Regions from separate parts of the Homo sapiens genome. Here region 1 is linked to region 2. Evidence: chromatin loops called from intact Hi-C (ENCODE). Cell type or tissue: psoas muscle. All regions are shown on one strand. Links, peaks and the distances in the headings refer to the core of each region. The heading gives the core; the rest is flanking DNA.

The links. Peaks named below come from ENCODE experiments on the same cell type or tissue, not always from the same donor. Only the 100,000 strongest peaks of a DNase experiment are listed, where the experiment ranks them.
Region 1: it touches region 2 in a loop (2.0-fold over the local background); 11 of 110 quality-filtered maps call a loop at or near these places.

Annotation. Positions count from the first base shown.
Region 1 is chr13:26,321,469-26,328,896 of GRCh38, forward strand. All of the region lies in intron 1 of CDK8 (cyclin dependent kinase 8), which reads left to right. Among named protein-coding and RNA genes, the nearest start is that of CDK8, 71 kb to the left of the region's middle. In psoas muscle, for the core only: no CTCF peak of the experiment used is centred there; no DNase peak of the experiment used is centred there; H3K4me3 peaks cover 707 bases; H3K27ac peaks cover 2,500 bases.
Region 2 is chr13:26,262,293-26,269,720 of GRCh38, forward strand. All of the region lies in intron 1 of CDK8 (cyclin dependent kinase 8), which reads left to right. Among named protein-coding and RNA genes, the nearest start is that of CDK8, 12 kb to the left of the region's middle. In psoas muscle, for the core only: no CTCF peak of the experiment used is centred there; no DNase peak of the experiment used is centred there.

The DNA of each region.
Region 1 (7,428 bases), core at 2,546-5,045, 60 kb after region 2:
TGTACACATTATAAAGGTATTTAATACCTTTGAACTGTACACTTAAAAATGGTTAAGGTAAATTTTATGTTAATCATATTTTACCACAATTAAAAAATGGAAAAAAAGTGACAATGTGTGTAATAAGCTATGTAAACTATATAACTATGATATTTTTTCTTTATGAAACTCCTGTAAAATTGTTCTAATGGCCTTATAAGTTAAAAACAGTACTGTGGGCAGTCAGTGAGCTAAGTATAAGAAGAAATTATCTCATCTTCCTCTTTTCTCTTTCTCTTCTATATATACATGTATATCTTTATGTAGCTTTATGTCTGTCTATATGCAGATATGTAAATGTATATATTATATATGTTCATATTTATGCTATTTATTTTTATATATTTACATGTGCATACATATATGTATAGAAAGACCATATATGAATACCCTATTATACATACTTAGAGACATGTAAAATAGATATTTTATATAAATAATTGCAGAGCGCATGTGGTGCTGACTTCAACATGTATCTTAAATGCCTAGTATCTTGACATACAGAAAATTCGGGATAAATGTTATCATCATCATATAGAAATCCTATTCCTGGTCTTCCTGCCAGGAAGTCCCACTGATTGAATATTTGCTTACAGAGAAATGGGCCTTTTGGTGTTCCGGAAAGTTAGTGGCAATGATGTTTTTCCAACTATTGGGAAATGACATGGTTTCCTCCCTTCAAATAACACTGAATTTGGTTCAAGAATTAGGAGAACTTAGGGCTTATAAATTTATTAGAGTAATTTTTTTAAAGAATGGTATGAAATTCTCAAATAGAAAAGGTTAATATTAACATTGCTACAAGACTTAAGTTTGATGACCCTAAATGACCCTGCCTTGTGAGATTCGCTGGCTGCTGATGCTCCCATTCATTCACCTCCATCCACTGTGACATATACTGATCTTTTCTCACTCTGTGTGGTTATTTCACTTTTGGTAGGGTGTTACATATTTACCTAATTACAGTGAGTCCTTAATCCACTTCTATCTTATGTGTAATTGGGGGTGGGGTGGTGAGTGGGAGGAGACAGGGAAAAAGGGGCAGGTTTCTTCTTGCCAGTTTTTAATTCACGAGAAACACTCTACCTGTATCTGGGACTACTATTAGGCAGCCAAGGTGAGTTTATCACTTCCTGTTTACACTCGTGCTAAATTGTATATTGAAAATAGCAAAATTTATAGTTTTGGTACTTATCTGACTCGAGTTATTGACAGTCACTTCTTTAGTAGTCTTCTTCCCTCCAGTCTTGATCCCTTCCAATGTGTACTGCTTGTTGCATGGTTTTTCTGAAAGTCTGATCAGGTCTTGTTAATTTTATTGTGTTTAACACTGTCAAATATCTATGTAATTCAACTGAAATTTTGTCGATTTTATATATCTTTGGCATTTGCCAAATTTGGCTCTCCTCTCACGATAATTTTTTTTCTACAGAATTTTGGGAATCCCTAATTTTGTATTTAGATAGCGGTAGTTCCATTTAACTGGATGGTTGATTCTTGTTTGTTTTTTGGGCAATAGGTACATAGAATTGAGTTGAAAATACTGCTCGATGCATGGCATATTGTCATTGTCAGTCTGTACAAGGTCCTACTTTGTTCTTCATTTTTCATTCCTTCATCTCTGTCTTAGTCTGTTTGGGCTACATCTACATAGAGTGGGTGGCTTAAACAGCACACATTTAACTTCTCCCAGTTCTGGAAGTTGTAAAATCCAAGATCAAGATTCCTGGTGAGGGCTATCTTCCTGGCTTCCTTTCTTCCTGGCTGTCTTCTCACTGTGTCCTCACATGTGAGAGAGAGAGAGAGAGAGAGAGAGAGAGGGAGAGAGAGAGGGAGAGGGAGAGGGAGAGGGAGAGGGAGAGGGAGAGGGAACAAGCAAGCGCTCTGGTTTCTCTTCTTATAATGGCACTAATCTCATCTTGAAGACCCCACCTTCATGAACTCATCGAAACCTAATTACCTCCCCAAGGCCCATATCCAAATACCATCACATTGTGGGTTAGTGCTTCATCATATGAAATTTGGGGGGAGACAGTTCAGTCCAGAGCACTGTCCTCTTCTCCCTTTATATTAGGCCCTCGTTCTCATTTGTTCAGTGTATGTTCTTCCAGCCCACTTTCCAACCCAGATATCTTTATTTCCATGCTTGTGTCCATGAAAATATAGTTTTGAGTGTGGTTTTAAATTTTTATATAAGGAATTCTGTAGTGTAAATCTCATTCCTTTAAATAAAATTTTTCTACTCACGTATATGCACGTTCAGCTTGTGACTTTTGACCATGTATTCTCTTTAAATGTGTCTTTAAGTGCATATACCACAGGTTATCTATTTCCAGTGTTTGCCTCTGCAAAGATGGTACTTTTTGCAGCTATATGAAACCTTTCCTGTGGTGTATAATCAGCAGAGGCATTGGCTGTCATAGGAAATACACATGCTGTACTTAATCACTATGCCAGACTGGTCCCTAACATGTTTGTACCAGTTTGTACTCTTAGTAGCAAGGCCTGTGGAATAGTAACCATTCCTCCATATCCTTACCAATTTAAATGAGAACCATTAAGTAATGTTAAATATTAGTGTTTAAAGGATCCTAGAAATAATTGATACAGAGTGCAAGAGTGAGAAGGTATATTAATTTCTTTAAATAGAAAAGTTTGTGGTCAGATATTTTTGTTTATAAACTCAGGCATTTGTTTATAACCTCAAACATTGTGTTGCTAATGGTGCAATAAAGACTCTCCATGTGAGGCAGAGTTGTAATGATTTTAGATCTCATCTTATTTTTTCAACAACTAGCATTCATAAAATATTTACAGTTAGTATTGTTGACGGGGTAGAAAGTAGCTTTGATTTGGTGACTATATTACTAAAAAGATAGAAATGTTAGAAAGTCGATTAAGGAGACAAAGACATTTTTAGGATGTCTTATTAGCACATCACTCTTGAGTACTTATTTATAGTAACACTTGGAGTATAACATGAACACTTCAGAAATGTTCAGGTGCATTCACATGCCTGAATGTAATAGTACTTTTAAGAAAAATATGTTTCAGGCCAAGTAGAAATAAATTAGGCAGATCTATGAAATAGCAGGAAATACTAACCATTTGAGTGCAAAAGTATTCGTGTACATTAATTTCTGTTTTTAGGGTTGCCCATATCTTCTAGCATGAGTGTTAAGGAGAAAAGAATGATTATAAATGATCAATGTCAAAATATGATTCTTGAAGATCCAATAAGTTTAAATTTTTTTTTCTTAATAGAGTTGTTAAGGCAAATGACTTTGGGAAGATAATTTAAGAAAGACTGATTGGTAAGTAATTTAATGGAAAACCTCCACATTCTAGTTCTGATAATGTACTGTAATTTTATAACTGAAACAGACAAGAAAAGACCAAGTGTTTCTTTCAGCCTCCAAGACAAATATTTTTTTAAGCTCTGCTGTTTCTCCAAACAAGGTAAAGATGAATTTGAAGTATAAACCTGGCTTGAATTTCATGAGATAATGCAGAGGAGAGGTATTCATTGCTAGGTTTACAAGAAGGCTTGCAACTTCTTGGAGCTTGGCATCTGGAGCTGCCAGGAAACTTGAAAGTAATTCCTGTTGAATCTGTCTTGTTCAGTGCCATATCTCAGAGATTATAACAGTGCCAAGCACAGGAACTTCCCCCAAATTGCTAGGAAATTCCCACAAATCTAGAATTAATAGTTCTAATAATCTTTTGAATAAACTTACATCATTAACTAAAAAGTTACCTAGTATATTTCATTTGTCAGAATGATCAAAAAAGCAGTATGTGTTAATATGGCAAGGGACCTTAAACAAAATGTAGCATAACTAGCTAGAAAGTGCTCTTTCAGGTTTTACCTCATTTAAAAGAAAGTGTTGTTTAATTTGCTTTGATGCATTGTAATCTTGTGTAAGATTATTGGGCATGATAAATGATAAATGCCACCAGGAGTGCACCTGTAGCCAAAACTTATTAGCCTGCTCTAGCAAGCGAGAGCTCACGCCAGATGAAGTATGAGGTATCTCGGTAAGAAAAGAGCAAGTTCTTTATAGGGATTTGGCTTGGGCTGAATGATTCTAAGGAAAGACTAGGGGAAGTAGAACAGATCTGGATTGGATATTGTCATGAAGGGAGGTCAGTTTGGGAATTAGGTGCTTCAGTATTCCGTTTGGGAGGAGTGAAGCAGGGCTGGGTTCTCTTGGTACTGGCCGTGCTACCGATCTGTTAGGGAAATAATAATATGATTATCAGTGGGGTTCATTTCACTTTCTCATTCCCTCCTTTTGGCCAGATTCAGGGTATTCAGATCATTGTTCAATGAAATACAGATCTTTACCATTGTTAGGAGATAGGAGATTATTAAGACAACCTCATCTGTTGTTGGACTGAAGTCAGTTCTTCATGTATACCTTTTGTTATTGTTTTAAGGTTAGCTGTTGAGTCATCTGAACGAAAAATGGCTGTACACATTTAAGGTTCTGGAGGTCACATTTGAGTAATTTAACACTGACAAATGCTGAGAGATTATTAACAGAGTTTGTATTCTACTTCTAAGCCAAGAGCCTTTGTCCCTAAGTGTGGTTTTGGTGTTGACAAAAACTTTCCTAAGTATGACATCATAGGGGTATCTGTCCTGTTTACTATTTTTAGTTTACTATTTAAAGAGTTGCTTAGTAGTTAAATGTAATTGCCCAGGAACTAGAGTAAGCTGAGTTGCACCCAAAAGAAAGTGGCTACAATCTCAACCATTGGTTTGATTGCATATTTTAGTTAAATCACGAGCAAATTGTACCCTGACAATAGACTCATACAGACAGTGACTAGGGATGCACAAAGCAATATTATGGGTAAGGTCTTATAGGTATCGTTGTTGGAGTTAACAAGTGCCTGTTAACAATTCAGAAATTTAAACCAAAGGAAAGACAATAGCTTGGACACAAAATAAGAGCATACAAATTAAAGCATGATAATTTATGGTTCTGGCCATCTAGATCTTTGTTCCATGGGTCCTGAGTAGAAGCTGTCTCTTTCGTTCCTTTTGATCCAGAAGTCTTGGGTAGAAGCTATATCTGTCTCTAAGATCATCTTCTTCTGGAAGATTCTTAAGAATCTTTAGTTTGAGGTCTCTGGCTGGGACAGACCTTTAGTAATTTGAGGATCTGTTGCGATGCTATAATTCAGAGCCAATGTGTTTTACTGCTGCATTAGTTGTTAACAGAATCTGGCAAAGTCATTGGAGTGTGTTCAAGTGCAGTCTCTGTCTAATGATGCTTCAAAAATAGCCAGACACCTAATCTACGGCCATATACAGCTGATAGTTGTTTCCATCAATGATAAGATTCAGCAGCCCTGGAAAGTTATTATCTTAACTAGAATTAATAGAATGGAAAAGAATGGATCATCTAGTGGCATACAATACACAGATTCAGTCAGTAATTATGCAGGGGATTAGACATATTATGAATAGTGAGGAATCTGACAAATCTACGTGGCCCTTTAGTTTCTATCATCAAGTGTACCTTGATTGTCCATGATTAATAAGGATACTGAAATCTAGAAACAAAAATCAATTTGAAGTAGTTATTGTACCAGTTTTTGTATATGAGCATGAGTTTGCCTTTTTTCAACTTAAAGTACATAACCATTGAGGATATATTCATTAATATTTTATTTGCATATAATTGATTTATACAGCCCAAATTTCTCTTGTGATTTACCAAATAAATTAATTTATCAATAAGAATTTTTATAATTTTGAATTAAATAACATTGTAGGAATGTTGACCAAATCTAATTATTTCTATTATCCTTCCTTTTTTAAGGTAAAGGAATAAATCTTTATGTTACCTCCTGGCCATTCCAGAAAATTTAAGGATGTTTTAGGCGTAAAATACGTTTTATTAGCTTTGTTATTCTGAATTTGGGACCTAAGTCTAGAAGGGTTTTAAATGATACAATTGTTAACCTGAGTCATGATACCCAAGGTAAGAAATAGTTCTAGGCAGTTTTTGAAAATAAAGCAAGAACAACCAGGTGCGGTGGCTCATGCCTGTAATCCCGGAACTTTGGGAGGCTGAGGCAGGTGGATCACCTGAGGTCAGGAGTTCGAGACCAGCCTGGACAACATGGTTAAACCCTGTCTCTACTACAGATACAAAAATTAGCTGGGTGTGGTGGTGGGTGCTTGTAATCCCAGCTACTCAGGAGGCAGAGGCAGGAGAATCGCTTGAACCCGGGAGGTGGAGGTTACAGTGAGCCGAGATTGCGCCACTGCACTCCAGCCTGGGTGACAGAGCCAGACTTTGTCTCAAACAAAAATAAAAAGAAAGAAAATAATGCAAGAACAATAATTGTTAGGACCTTTAATTGTTTTAAATAATGAAATTTTATTAAAAATGATTTAAAATATGGCTAAGGCCCAAGAACATATATTTAAGAGCTGTCTTTTTTTTTTTTTTTAACTTTTGCTTTCTTTCCCTAGTTGGAAATACTGTGGTCACTAAAAATACCAAAGATACCACACCAAAGCAACTTAGGCTGTTCATTTAACATCTCTAAAGCATTCGGACCAAACTGGTTTATTATCTTGCACAGCCACTAAGATTTTATGTCATAGTCCAGCATTCTCACTGACCTTTCCCCCTTAATAATCATCATACCTCAGCATGCAATGGCAGTTGTTTATGATCTTACACATTATCACATATTTAAGATAATTAAATCTTAGACCTACACATTAGCCTTTAGGTAATTCACAGTTCTTACTATATAACTAAACACAGTGATTATGATTATTTCAGCTGTTTTGTTTTCCTTAAAGCATGTCTTTTTCCATGAAAGAAGTAGTGTACTGCTTTACAATCTGGTGCAAGCTCCTTGATCTGGTTGACTGTTCCAGAATATTTTCCTATCTTTGCAACTGAAAATTTAATTCTCCAGAACAGGCTCCTAAACCCTAAACCACAGAGCTTAAACCCTAAACCACATCTGTTGACAATGTAATCAGTATATAACAATTTTATACAATGCAGAGCTAGTCTAGAACTTCTAGCTTGCAAAACTCATTTTGAGAGGACCAAAGGTCTCCTGATTACTGATCCCTTTCTAAGTGATTTGTTACCCATCCCCACTGGAAGCTTGTAAAATGTAAAATGTACTGTTTGTCTCCACTTTTCTGAAATATGTAGATATTGTGTCTTGGGATAGGCCTATTTTCATTTATTTGGGATGGGAATTTGGTAGACCCTTCCAGTTTTGGAAATTATGTCTTTCAATTTGGAAGTTTTCTTGAATTGCTTGAATTGCTCCTCCAATTTTCCTATTTTTCTTTTGCCCCTCTCTCACTTTGTCTCCTGCTATTCTGTTCTAGGATATCTC
Region 2 (7,428 bases), core at 1,752-4,251:
TGGGTTAAAATTATAGATTTCCTTTAGGGCAATGATTGTGTTCTCCCCAGCTCTTGGCATATTGCCAAATTTTGACAGGTATTTTGTACTTTTGTGTATGTGTGTGTGTGTGTATCTGAAATTCATGTTTGAAAATCTTTTTTCTAAACTTGCTAACATTAAAAGCTTGAGGCATATTACGGGAAGAGTAGAAAAGTAATACCTGTGAAAATACCAGGAGAAGCAAAATTTGATGGGTTTCCTATGTTTTTACCCAGAATGGCACTGAACAATACCAAAATCAATCCAAAGGCAAGAGCAAGCTCGGTAGTTGGCTGAATCGAAATGGAAGGCCAAGGTATTTGAAAATTGAGCCACTAGAAATAATATTTTTTTGAAATATACTTTGAAAATGAACCCTTTAAAATGTGGATCAAATCTGTATTTCTAAAATTAAGGAAAACGTAATTAGTTTCTGAATCACAGTTGGCATTTAATTTTGCCTAAAATCACTGGTCTGTATAGCATGATCGTTTTATTTGAAATTTACCTTTTGTTACATGAGTAAAAAATTATTTAGACTAACTTCTATTCAAGGTAACTCAGTTACTCATCTCACTAGACAAGTTCTTTAAAGTCTATAACTTTATTGTAATCCATGAATTCTAACAAATAATCATCCTACAGAGAGGAATTTTTACATCATGATGAAGGGCCTACTCTGGGTGTTTCTAGACATTTGAATCTATAGGTTGTTTAGAGGACTAAAGGGATTGAATAAAAAGAAAACTTGTCAAGTCGTGCTAATGTAGTTTATATTAAACAAGTCATATTTTTGAGGAAAGAAGGAGTAGGTTTTTTTTGTTTTTCGGTTTTTTTTTTGAGACGGAGTCTCGCTCTGTTGCCCAGGCTGGAGTGCAATGGCGCGATCTCCGCTCACTGCTAGCTCCGCTTCCCGGGTTCACGCCATTCTCCTGCCTCAGCCTCCCGAGTAGCTGGGACTACAGGCGCCCGCCACCACACCCGGCTAGTTTTTTATATTTTTAGTAGAGACAGGGTTTCACCGTGTTAGCCAAGATGGTCTCGATCTCCTGGCCTCGTGATCCGCCTGCCTCAGCCTCCCAAGTGCTGGGATTACAGGCGTGAGCCACCGCGCCCGGCCGGGAGTAGGTATTACCTTTTTTTTTGAGCCAGAGTTTTGCTCTTGTTGCCCACGCTAGGGTGCGATGGCACGATCTTGGCTCACTGTAACCTCCGCCTCCTTGGTTCAAGAGATTCTCCTGCCTCAGCCTGCCGAGTAGCTGAGATTACAGGCATGTGCCACCAGCCTGGCAGATTTTGTATTTTTAGTAGAGATGGGGTTTCACCATGTTGGTCAGGCTGGCCACAAACTTCTGACCTTAGGGATCCGCCTGCCTCGGCCTCCCAAAGTGCTGGGATTACAGGCGTGAGCCACCGCGCCCGGCTAAAAGACTCCCTTTTTTTTTTTTTTCGAGACGGAGTCTCGCTATGTCACCCAGCCTGGAGTGCAGTGGCACGATCTCGGCTCACTGCTAGCTCCGTCTCCTGGGTTCACGCCATTCTCCTGCCTCAGCCTCCCGAGTAGCTGGGACTACAGGCGCCCGCCACTACGCCCGGCTAATTTTTTTGTACTTTTAGTAGAGACGGGGTTTCATCGTGTTAGCCAGGATGGTCTTGATCTCCTGACCTCGTGATCCGCCCACCTGGGCCCCCCAAAGTGCTGGGATTACTGGCGTGAGCCACCGCTCCCAGCCAAGACTCCCTTTAAGTAAATGAGTCTCCTAATGTTTTATTATGTGACTTTCTTTGCAAAAATTAAGTTTATACCTAATTTCCAAGAAAATGTCAGACAGAAAGCAAGACATACTTGTAATTTATTTTTTAATGCTGACTTAATGTTGATTTTTTAAAGTGTAAAATTAAATTATTTAAATATTTGGCATTTCATTATGGTTTGCCTTTAGCTGCCGTTCTTTTTTTTCTTAAAATTAATTAATTAATTAATTTTATTGAGACAGGGTCTCACTCTGTTCCCTGGGCTGGAGTGCTGTGGTGCAATCATGGCTCACTTCAGCCTTGAATTCCTGGGCTCAACTGATCCTCCCACCTTAGCCTCCCAAGTGGGTGGGACTAGCACGTCACCCCTCCCAGTAGCTGCAGTTCTTTTTGTAAATTTGTGTGCTTATAATTTATTTGGTAACTATTTACTGAATGTCTCTTATATGATTGGTTCTTGTACAAATTTATGGGGCACACGAGAAATTTTCTTAGATGTATATATGCATAGTGGTGAAGTCAGGGTACTTAGGAAGTTCATCACCAGACTGCAGTGCATTTTTGTTTAGTACTCCTACTCTACTATCAAACATTGAATTTATTTCTATTACGTTAATCTATATCTGCACCCTTTAACTCACTTCTCCTCCTCTCCTCCCTCCCCACTCACCCTTCCTAGTCCCCTTTATCTATTTTTCACTGTCTACATCCTTGTGTTCATTTTTTTGTAGCTCCCATGTATGAATGAGAACATATGATATTTGTCTTTTTGTGCCTGGCTTATTTCACTTAACATAAGGATCTCAAGTTCCATTCACGTTGCTGCAAATGATATGATTTCCTTCTTTTTTGTGGCTGAATAGTATTCCATTGTGAATATATGCCACATTTTCTTTATCCATTAATCTGCTGATGGACACTTAGATTGATGCCATACCTTTGCTGTTGTAAATAGTGTTGCCATAAACATGCGAGTGTAGGTATCCCCTTGATATACTGATTTCTTTTCCTTGGGGTAGAGATACCCAGTATCTCTTTGATTGCTGGATTGAATGGTAATTCTATTTTTAGTTTTTTGAGAAATCTTCGTACTGTTTTTTATAGTGGCTGTACTAGTTTACATTCCCACCAACTATGCTAGGTTCTGTGCCAGATGTAGGTGATTCAGCAGTGAACAGCCCATGGTCTAATAACTCTTTAGGGAACTTACAGACTTTTGAGGGGCATAGGCAGGTAAACAATTGTAATATAGTAGGATAAGGGCTGCAGTAGGGAAAATTGTAGGTTGCCATGGAAGTACCTAATCTGCCCTTGGGGAGCTCAAGTATATTTCACTTGTGACTTGAAAGATAATTAGAAATTGTGAATGGGCAATAAATAAGAGTTAGTGGGGGCTTGAGGAGTTATAGTGCAGGTGAGAGAGGTAATATCACTCGTGGCTCCAGAATTACTTTATAAGGAAGACGGTGCTGTCTAGATGAAGAGGCAGTGCAGTAATGTGTAGTAAGCAAGTTGCAACTGAAATTGTTTATTTGAGGTAATTTTGGGAGCTTGTGTATTATGGGGGGAAGCTATCCTTTGCAGCTGCCACTGAGTAGCATGCACAAAGACATGAAGGAAAGATGGTATGTACGGTGAGACAATTGAAAGAATTTCCATGCCAGATCTTGGAGGGGTGGAGGGAGAGGTATAAATAATCAAATTGGGGAAGTAAGCAGATTGTTGTAAATCAAGTCATGGATTTTGTACTTTCTTCCGAAGTCAGTGGGAACCATGCTTAGGGTCTTAAGCAGATAGTAATAAGTTCCGATTTCTCATTTAAAAAGATTGCTTGGTAACACGATCAGAATGGCCATAGGAAGCTGTGGTTAGGAGAATGTAATAGTAATCCAGGTGAGAGATGCTAGTGACTTGAATTAGGGAAGTGAGAGAGGGGATGAGGAGGGAGAAATGATAGGACTTGTTGATTTATTGGATATGATAGATGAACAAGTGAGAACCAAGGATGATGCCCAGGTTTCTGGCTTGGGCAGCTGGATATTGCCATTCACATAGCCAAAACAGAAAGAGGAGCAAGCTTGAGGTGGAAGATGATGATTGAGCTTTGATATGTTGACTTTCAGGTACCTGTTAAACATCTGAGAAGAAATGTGCATTAGGCAGATATGTAAATTTAATGCTCAAGAGAGGAGTCTGGCTAGAGTTAGACTATGTACTTAAAGTACTTAAAGTGGTAGCTTTCAGTGGTGATGAAATTGCCTAGGGAGAGTGTATAGAGCAAGACAAGGGCCTTGTATAAAGTGCGAAGAAAGAGATGTCTACCTAGGAGGCCAAAAATTGAGTCTAGAAAGGAGAAAACCCAAGGTTGCCATATTGTATAACAGGAACCGTGGAGTGTACAGCTTACTGGCTGTACAGGGCAGCTTGGAGAAATACTAGGACCTTGTAGGTAGAATAACAGCCAGGAAGAGTCTTTCCAGGAGTCAGAGATAGGAAGTGTCACATGTGGCTCAGAGGGCAAGGGAGATAAAGAAGTGTCTGGGTTAAATAAAATAAACGAAATAAAACTTCAGCTAAAGATTTTTGGATACCAAAGCTTAAGTCATAACACACTTTGTAGGTTTTATTCAGTGTTTTTGGTACTTTGATGGTTAGCCTTATTCAGAGCAAAGCAATGAAAAGCATCACTGCCATTCCTGTTTCTCTGCTGGCTGTGTTACTGAAGTGAAACCTGTAGATGCCATTTATTTATTTTGTACTCCATGCTATTCAGGATATTTCTCATTTTTTAATAAAAAGAAAATGGCTTTTTCTTTTTCTGATTATAAAAATAATGACTCTTCATTGTGATGAATTCAAGTAGTCCAGAAATGTATTCTTAAAACCCTAACTCTATAATTAGGAGACAATTAATATTTTCCTTGTCTTTCCAGATGACTTTGAATATATGTATACATTAATAACATCTATGATCTTACATTTTTTCATTCAAAAATATTATGCATCTTTCCATGTTGGTAAACGTAGCTCTAAATCAGCATTTTTAATTATTGCTGAATATCAGATGATACATATGCATATATTAATAAATATGTAGTCAACCAGTTTTTAGGGATAGATGTTGAAGTAATCTCCAAATTACAGCCATTGCAGTTAGCAAGGGATGTCAGTAAATATGCGTGCAGTTCTCCAGTGTCATATGAAGTCCTTGAAGTAGAATTTCAGGTCAAAGGTCATATACTTTCAACAACTATATTTCATTATGAAATAAGATGGGACTATGAAATTAATATAGTCTCATGATAAAACATTTAAATTGTACATAAGAGTACCCAGGAAAATCTAAGTCCCCCTTTTACCTCAGATTGAGCTTCCACTTTTTAGGGATAATTATTACCAGTGGCTCCTTGTGTATCTGCATATAGAAGCAAATATATGTATGGGTAGACTTCAAAATTTACTTTAGTACTTTATTCTTTTTGAGCAGATAATGCATGACCGTGGAAAAAAATTTAAATATGTGTTATTCTGTGCTTTGCTTTTTTCAGTTCATATGTTTTGGAGATCTATATCAGCACCTGTAACTCAATTCATTTTATCAGTTCATCGTTTTGTTTTATGTGTATAATATACTGGTCCAGTGCAAGGACATTTAGGTTGTTTTCATTGAAACAGAACTGCAATAAATGTCCTTTGCGTCTGTCTTTGTATACAACATGCTGTCAGATGGAGGTAGAACTTCCCAGGCTCCCAAAGTTCTCCATGGAGACATTTGCCATGGATGATACACTGGCAGAAAGTGAGGTTTCCATCAAGCAAGAGAAGCTCCCTTTGCTAAATCCACAGGGAGTTTTATCCCTCCTGGCTTCCTTCAATGGTTCTAGAAACTCTGATCACCATGCTCAAGTACAAGTAACTGGTAACAACCCTAGCAGATCACTGCAAGCAGGTCAGTTTCCTAGGAATATCTCTTCCCAGGCCTGGGCCAGACTCTTTTGAGGTCTAATCTTTGTCCTCTAAAAATGTTGCACCAATTACACTCACATCAAAACTCCAAAAACAAAACTTTTTGGAAAGAAGAAATGGGAGTAAATATAGTAATGACATGTTTGAATCATGGGGTTAAATACATTGTAAAGTCAGAATTGTTGAGATTTTTTTTTGAAAGTTTTGCTCCCCCCTCCCCCAACACACACACACACACACACACACACACACACACACACACACACACACACACAGTCCTGTGTATGTTATTTTATTTTGAGACAAGGTCTTGTTCTGTCACCCAGGCTGGAGTGCAGTAGTGCAGTCATGGCTCACTGCAGCCTTGAACTCTTGGGCTTAACCCATTCTCCCACCTCAGCCTCCTGAATGGCTGGGATTACAGGCATGTGTCACCACATCTGGCTAATTATTGTATTTTTTGTAGAGATGTAGTTTTGCCATGTTGCCCAGGCTGGTCTAGAACTCCTGAGCTCAAGTGTTCCTCCTGCCTCAGCCTCCTGAGTAGCTAGGACTACAGGCACAGGCTATAGGACTATGCCACCATACTTAGCTAATCCTGTGTATTTTAGATTACTGGTGGGGATTAAAAAAAACTCGAGAGCCATATAGGTATTTAAAATTACAGTTATTTCATTATTTTTACATCTTATTTTATGTTTACTTTCATCAGATTTCTCTATTCCAACTTGATAATGTTGCTACAATTTGTGACAAATGATTGATGCTCTTGGTATTCTACCTCCATGCAGTTTATTTAGCACTGACCTGTAGTTCTCTTACTCTTGCTTAGATCATCTTTCTTTCCATTTCTTGTTGGTTGGCCTTGGTCATCCTCTCATTTCCTACCCAGCACTGACATTCCTACTCCTGATTTTTTTCCTTTCTCCTCACTTTTTGGCTTGCTTTTTCTGTTTCATACTGATGTTGGCTTTGACATTGTTTATTGTTGCCTTTCTCAGTTGCGTTCACTTATGGACTTGCCTCCATAGAATGAGAGGCTGGAGCCCTTTCTGTTGCCAGTAGAATTGCTTGACTTCATGTTTAACAGAAGTACTCATTCATGTTAGGTAAGCAGCCAGGTGATTGTAAGACAGCTCTGATGTATTTTGTTAATTCTGAAGAAACTTTTAAGTACTGCTAAACATAATTCTTGATAGTATGGATACAATGACTGCTTAATAGACTTTGGAAAGTACTCCTTATAGATAGGAAGCTGAAATACACATATATTTTTATCTTTTTATCTAAAAACCTATTTTAGTACAAATGAGTCCAGCTGTGCTTGAGAATTTAAACCAGATATCCTGGAGCTGAAAGTCGATATTGTCAGTGTTTTAGCCAAGACTAGCTGACCTCTGCAGATCCCCTTTAAGTTTGTGGCATAAGCTAAATTCGGAAGTAAGTAAAAAACTTAAGGAAATCGATCAAAGTAGCACATACCTCTCTTACTTGATCTATTTCTCTTTAGATTGTTTTTTTTTTTATGGGATCATTCTATTCTAAAAGGTGATTCAGTCTGATGTTCCTAAGTACATGAAAATTTCAATGCAAGCAAAAAATACTGAGTACATGTCACTTTAAAACAATCTTGCTTTGACTTTGATCATGTAGTGTCTTTTCTGTATTTCTATTGCACTTTGAGTA